Linked DNA regions of Mus musculus: region 1 is linked to region 2. A link is a contact called in ENCODE Hi-C or POLR2A ChIA-PET data. All regions are on one chromosome and are shown on one strand. The core of a region is the stretch at or near the end of the contact, and the rest is flanking DNA. Distances in the headings are between cores, read along the strand shown. Region 1 holds the start of Dedd (death effector domain-containing). Region 2 holds the start of Ndufs2 (NADH:ubiquinone oxidoreductase core subunit S2).

Region 1 (3,397 bases), core at 320-2,819, 82 kb after region 2:
GCCTTGACTCAGAGATCTGCCTGTTTCTGCCTCTGGAATTAAAGGTATGCACTACTACAAACTGGTGAAAACCTTCCTTTTTCTTTTAAATTCTCCTCCACACGACAACTTACTGACAGCTCCCCCACTTCTCCCCCTCCCCCCAATAAACACTGAGAAAAGGGCTTTTTACTTTTGCCTTTTTACTACTGGGTCTGGCTGGTCTGTTGCTCATTAAATAGGTCCAGTTTTGCCTCAAATCCCATCCTCCCGCTTCTTGAAAACTGGGATTACAAACCTTAGTGTGAGTAGCCACAAAACTTTTTACACATTGTATCTTTCCACTTGGATCTGGTTGTTACCCTATACCTCTATGTAACAACTTTCTCCAAGTTTACCTAGTGACCTTCATTTCTTCCACATTCCGAACCACACATTTTAGTCCACATCTTACCTAATCGCTTACTCTTGATACTTGTAACAAGTTTCCTTGATACTTTTCTCTGTCTGGCTTCCTGTCTGTGCCTCCTCGCTGTCCTATTTTCTGCTTCCTTCCCTCATCTCACTCCTCGAATGCACACATCCTCCTCTTTAGGCCATTTTTCTCTCTTATGGCTCCAAGAATATCCAGACATGCGCAAGCACACTTTCAACTTTCTTGGTTTCAAACCACACTAATTCATATATACTTGCCTAAAAGATATCCCGCAGATCTCTTGAAACTAAAAATAACGTAACCCAGTTATTCAAGTCAGGACACTCATATTTCCTTATCCAACACATGCCTTCCTACCTACACATCGCCACTGTCTCTTCTTTAGCTTCATAATTGATCTCTCTCCCTACCCAGCTCCACTCCCCAGGGACCGAACGTCAGGCCTAACCGTGCTAAGAACGCATTCTTCTACAGTGCTCTAACATCCTTGCGGTCTTCTTCGCTTAAATTAAGTCCAAATTGGTCTCCATCTCCAGGGCTCAAGTAATCCTCCTGCCTCAGGCTTCAGGCTGGCACTAACATGCCCAGAGCTGGCAAGCTGTGATCTCTCTACAATACAAATATAACTAACTGTTCACACCTCTGTTTAGACCCTTCAAAGCCTCTTCGACTGCCCTTAGGATAAAATAAATTTGCAAGGTCTTGAGTCATAGCTCCCTATCTCAAAGCCCTTTGTATTACCTCTTCCTTTAGCCACAGCAGGCTCTCGGCAGCTCCAGAACATACTCGAGCCCATCCCACCCCCAATTCAATTCTCAGCCGTCCTTCACCCGTCAGCTGAGGCGACTTTTCCATAGGAAAATGGGAGCTCAAAAGGAAAACACTGAAGGGATGAATTCCGAGAGAGGGTGAGAAGCGCGGCTGCGAGGTTCGGGTTTCAGAACGTCAGAGTGACAGGAAGTTCAAGGCAAAGGTGAACTCCAGATCGTGACCTTTCACCTCAGTTCACCGGGCAGTCCGACCCCCGGCCGATTCCGCCCTTACGTATCATGGCTGCCAGCCCCTCTCTCCCGAGGGCCTTCGAGCCCGATACCAGCCAGCTCGGGCGCCACCAAGGCTTCCACCTTCAAATACGTTCTCTCTCCGCTTCTTAGAACCTCCCCGCCGCCGCCGTTAGGAGAACCCTGCGTTGCCAGCTTGCCCCTAAGCAAGATGGCTGCCAGTCTCCAGCCTCTCTTGCCGACGTGAAGCTACCCACTCCCCGCTTAATGCCGCTGCCAGGCTGCCCTCACCTAGTATGGCTCCTCCGCTCATGCCTCGTTATGGTCTCGAAGCCGACACTAACCGGCCAGGTTCCGGGAGGCGCTGTGCAGGATGCAGCCACCCCCGCCCGGCCCTCCCCTCCCCCACGCCCGCGGCGGCGGCGGCGGCGGCGGAGGCGGCGGCGGCTGGAGCCCGGATGCGGCTCCGTGAGGCGCAGGCCCCGGAGAGCGGCGCGGATGGATCCAACATGGCGGCGCCGAGGCTGAGCCGAGAGTGAGGCGGCGGGGCGGCCGGCCGGCGTGGGGAGGGGGAGTCGAGTGGGACGGGGCGGGGCCGGGCGGGGCCGCCAAGGGCTTGGGGAAGGAAAGTGGAAGGGGGAGGCGGTGGCGACGTCCAGCCCGGAGAACCTCCGGAGAGGGAGGTGACGGGACGCTGCGAGGTGGGGGAAGGGGAGCGGCCGAGGGGGGCGTGCAGGGGAGATGGCAACTGTGGGAGAGGGCAGGGGTCGGGGCGCAGGAGTGCGAGCCTGGGGAGGGGCGTAAACAAGGGCCCAGGCTGGCCCAGGCCAGGGGCAGTAAAGAGGCCGAGGTGGGGAGCGGGGCTGCGAGCCAGCGCTGGGGAAGGGGTAGGAGCCGGAGGGAGAGGTTGAGGGTGTGGAGGGGACGGGGGCTGGTGGCATGTGGCTGCAGGGAGGGCTGGACTCCCGTGAGCGCCGTGGTGAGGACGTGGGAGGTGGCGGGGGTTGGGGGGGGGGGTTGGATTGGACTTGAGACGTGTGCCGGAGGGAGGTTTTTCAAAGTGTTCAAATTGGAAGCGGAAGGGCCTAAGGGGAGAATTGGGGTGGAAGAGGAGAAGAGAAGCGGGGCTTGGCGGATGGAGAGAGTGGCGATGTGCCGGGGTAACGTAGAAAGTGAGAGACCCGGAGGAAAGTTTGAAAGGAAGGGGGGAAGATAGGGCAGTGGAGCTGCACGGGTGATAGAGGGTTTGGGGGTTTCCCTTTCCCCCCTGTGGAAGGGCAGCAGAGTTAAGCAGTATCAGTTGCAGCCAATTTTAATTGCCAGGCGCTTAGCTTTTAATAGGGTGGGAAGGGCAGAAAGGAATGGTCATGTGGGTTTGGAGAATTGGGGTTGAATGAGGGTTCAACCGGATTTGCTTTCCAAAACACCCGCTTGCTTCCTTGTTTTTCCTGGTTACAAATAGGGAGATTAGTAAAGCTCTTTCCTAGGTTTCTTTTTTTCTTTTCTTGCAATTAGCATTACAAGAATAGGGAAAGAGACTTTTCTGGAGCCTTATATACCAAGGTGGAGGCTCTGGAAGCCTGAGGAGGAAATAGAAGAGACAGACTGGCCTCTAGGTAACAGGCTAATTAAATATGCTTACCTTTACTGACCCTCAAGTTGTAGGAGGGGGAGGAGGTGTCAATATGCGTATTTAGGAAAAAAAACAAAAACAAAACAAAACAAAACCACCGTTTCCTACCGGAGTGTAGACGTGAGTGGATGTTGCTTTAGTGGTCATTTTGTTTTCATTGTGTGCTGAGGGAAGAGGTGAAGTTTGAGTCTGGCCTCGTGAGTGACCTGATGGGAAGGAAGAGCTGTCTTTGGCTGTAACTTTCCCCCTTCCAGTCCCCCTACCACTCATGTTGTAAGAAACTAGACGGAATAAGGTATTGAGGAAGGCGAGACAGTATCAGGGTGATGGTTCATTCCCAGAAGTGTT
Region 2 (3,487 bases), core at 220-2,719:
GAGGCGGGGTGGTAGCGGATGGGTACTCGGGGGTGTGGGTTGGTTGCAGTTTTTTAGTAGCTGTGCTCAAAGAAGAAACAAAAGGAAAGAAATTAGATTTAGGGGTTGGTCTCTCTCTCTTCCCCCCCCTATCTTTCGTTCTCTCCTCTCTAGTGATAAGGAGTGAAATAGGGGAGGGGTAAAGAGGAGGGAAAAGGAGAAGCCACAAAATAGCAGACCCGCTTGCTACACTAGCCAGGCAGCGGTGGCGCAGGCCTTTGATTCCAGCATTTGGGAGGCAAAGGCAGGTGGATTTCTGAGTTCGAGGACAGCCTGGTCTACAGAGTGAGTTTCAGGACTCCCAAGGCTACACAGAGAAATGTTGAATTAAAAAACAAACAAACAAAAAACATCAGCAAAGATTTCTGACAACTTGAAACAGCAGCTCTTAGCACTCACCATTCCAAGGAGGAGGTTTCCAGTGGGCTGTTTCCTTGGAGGGGTACATGACAGCTCCCGAAAACTGCTCTGCCCATTCAATATCTGGCTGCCACTGCCGAGCACCTCTGGGGAATTAAAGATAGATTCTATACACGGGGCATGAGCAGTATGTGTGGTTCTTCTGTTCCAAGTCACTTCTCAAAACACGTTTTGGAGATTATAATGGAATCACAACATTTCTCCCTTCCCGTCCAGCCCCCCATATGCCCCTCCCCACTCTCCTTCAAAGTCATGGCTTTTTTTTCACTAGTTGTTATTGCAGGCATACATATATTTGTATATACATATATATTCCGAAACATCCTATCCACTCTTATGTGAGCCCGAAGAAGGATGGCCTGAATGGCAGAGCTGTGTTCTTCAATGCCAAGTCACTGACACATATATCTGGGACATACAAAGCTGGGGTCGAAGCTGCTTCCTGAATATGAATGTTGAGAACATCATGTATGCATGGTAAACCTAAGATTACTAAGAGACAGGGAGTATGGAAGGCGGGAGGAGAGAGGGAAAGAGCATAGGCGAGCAAAAAAGAGGGAACTGGGGAAAGAGGGCTCAGAGAAGAGGGGGTCTCCTTCGGATATGGGAGGTACTCTCTAGCCATTCATCTGAAGGGTAGGATATTTCATCCCACATATTTCGCTTCTGACAAAAAAATAAAAATTCATCTCCCTTATTTCCCATCCTTTGCCACAGGAGGCTGGCTGCACCTAGGAACCTAGGAAGAAATCTGGTCTGCGTGAGGAGGGTTACAGGCCTGGGTCATTCTCTCCTCAGGGGTCACAGAGCCCTTGAAATGTCCTCAGAGTGGAGACATTGCAGTTCTGCAGAGACCGCATGTAGGGACCGCCTCCTCCTCACCTGCTGGGCTGACTTGGCAAGCGGATCCCAGACCCGGGCCGCAGCACCGGGGCTCCGACCCCACGGAGGCAGCGCAGCGCCCTCAGGGCCGCCATCTTTACCGGGCTGCAGACTGTAGGAAGGAGAGCCGGGCGGAAGTCGCTCCCGCGCGCCCCCTGGTGGGCTTCCCTTCTTATCGCCACAACGGAGTCCCCATCTTGGAAGCTGGCAGGGAGGTCAATTGCGAACGGAACAACATCCGGATTCCGCTTCTCAGCTTCACTTGCGTTTCAATAACGACGACTGCCGTCATCTTTAGTAAGGGCGTCCCTCCCACGGCTTCTCTGGGCGTGAGAGATTTACTGCTCTCTCCTGAGGCAACTTCGCGCAGAATCCAGCACTTCCCGCTAGGTCCACGCTCTGCACTCGAACTTTCCTTAGAAACTGCGCTCCCTCTAGGTCCCCTACGCACTCTCTGTATGGGCGTTCCTTGACTATCTTACCATCTTGGTCAGTCTCCTGCGGTAGTCCTGCTTTCCGACAGAAGCCCCCAAGTTTTGATGACTATCTCTTTACTACGAAATCCAAAAGTGTTCATTTCCAGAGGTCCGGAAACGGGCTTGTGTGAAGGGACTCAAGTGCAGATGGGCAAGTCACAACAAACGGGAATTCACAGCCAAGGCCACGAGCGGTGGTGGAGCAAGGGGGCACTTGGTGCAAAGATAAGGAAGCAGCAATTTACAAATGGGAGGGGAAATGCTCTGACAGTGACTCTTCAATCCCTGCGATGCCCAAGTCACAGACTCAGGGAGCACCCTTAGCAATACCTAGTAACCCGCCTCCATCCTGGACGGTCTTACGTGCCACAGTCTTCCTCAGACGTATCTAATAACATAGACATGTAATAATTCCAGGACTCTGAGCCTAATTTTGTATGGACAAAGAGTTTTCCTGCCCTGGAGACTGATTTTTGTCTTTTTGTCTCCAAGCCCGGCTCCAGCTGGGCCACCCACTCTTTGAGGTTCTCCAATTTTCTCATTGGAAAGAGACCTCCTCCACATCTCCCCCAGACAGGGTCCCTGGGACATAGGCCACCAGCGGTGCAGCTGGGTGGAGCAGACAGACCAGGGGAGTGGCACCGAGCATTCTTTGTTGCAGAGGAAGAGGAGAAAGCCAGATTTCTAGGCTAAAAATTGACCTAATGGGAAGCATACCAAAGGGTGGGGCCAGAGATCCGTTGGCTGTGGGAACTGACCAAGACCTGGTGTAGACAAGGTGGTCCCCAGAAAGTCAAGGCAGAGGCTTGGTCCCCTTACCCTCTACAGCCACCTCTCCTTTTCTGGGCCTTTCTTCCTGAGATATAGTTTAAACACAAAATGTGGTGATGATGGGAGGGGGGGTTCCTCATTTTTGTGTTAATCCATCCTATGTGAAGTCAAGACAGACTCTAGCTTGCTTAGCCCTGGGGGTAGTTCAAGCAGGAACTGGGATGAGAACTCTTGGGGGGCTACCTAGGACACTGCATCTTTTGTGCCTTCTCCTTCTGCCAGCACCCCCCTCCCCACGTGCTGTAGCTGCCACTCTGTGGCCCTTTGTCTTTCACTGCTTAGTCACACTCTTTGTTCTCAGCTCAGATGGGGGGATGGAAAGGGGTAATAAGAGTATCCTGGTGACAGCTCCTCTTGCCCCTGTCCCTTCTGGTCCCTCATCCCTTGTGTGATTGACTCCTCCTGCCTCAGCCCCTCTGCTCAGGACCAGGGAGGGTCAGGGCATGTGATGGGTCAAGAGGTGAGACTGGAAATCACCAGAGGGTGGGTAGTTCAGGAAGTGATAGGCACCAGGACAGGTATTAGTGACGGGAGCAGGAAGGGAGGGGGAAGAGGAAGCATTCTGAGGAATATGATGTGGGGGACAGGAGCTGACCAGGCAGAGAATGAATAAGGGGACAGGGGCAGGGGAGGTGGGGCTTCTCTGGGAAAGGGAAGGGACTGCTGAGTGTACTCTCCTTCCTGGGGATTTCCTGGGGAAACAAGTGGCCATAGGGTGGAGTGAGCAGAAATTGCCCCGCTCCTGAATGCTTCATTTCCTTGCCTTGAGAGAGTGTGCTTTGGTTTCTTAGTCCCCCCCAGTTCTGGAAGCAGAAGAGTCATTAGTTCCCTCCTCTAAC

What was found. Hi-C counts contacts between places; a loop is a spot of excess contacts on that map. ChIA-PET counts read pairs that join two places held with the same protein, here RNA polymerase II (POLR2A).
Region 1: a loop to region 2 is called in a map of heart, with 2.0 times the contacts of the local background. The contact joins the promoter of Dedd here to the promoter of Ndufs2 in region 2. A Hi-C loop is called at or near these places in 1 of 37 maps with a recorded cell type or tissue (heart). POLR2A ChIA-PET finds 5 or more read pairs at or near these places in 1 of 5 experiments (Patski).

What each region holds. Positions count from the first base shown.
Region 1 is chr1:171,327,576-171,330,972 of GRCm38, forward strand. It overlaps Dedd (death effector domain-containing), which reads left to right and starts at 1,570. Exons shown (of 6, transcript NM_001128609.1): 1 at 1,570-1,951.
Region 2 is chr1:171,245,653-171,249,139 of GRCm38, forward strand. It overlaps Ndufs2 (NADH:ubiquinone oxidoreductase core subunit S2), which reads right to left and starts at 1,470. Exons shown (of 13, transcript NM_153064.5): 1 at 1,342-1,470; 2 at 439-545. The coding sequence starts at 1,436.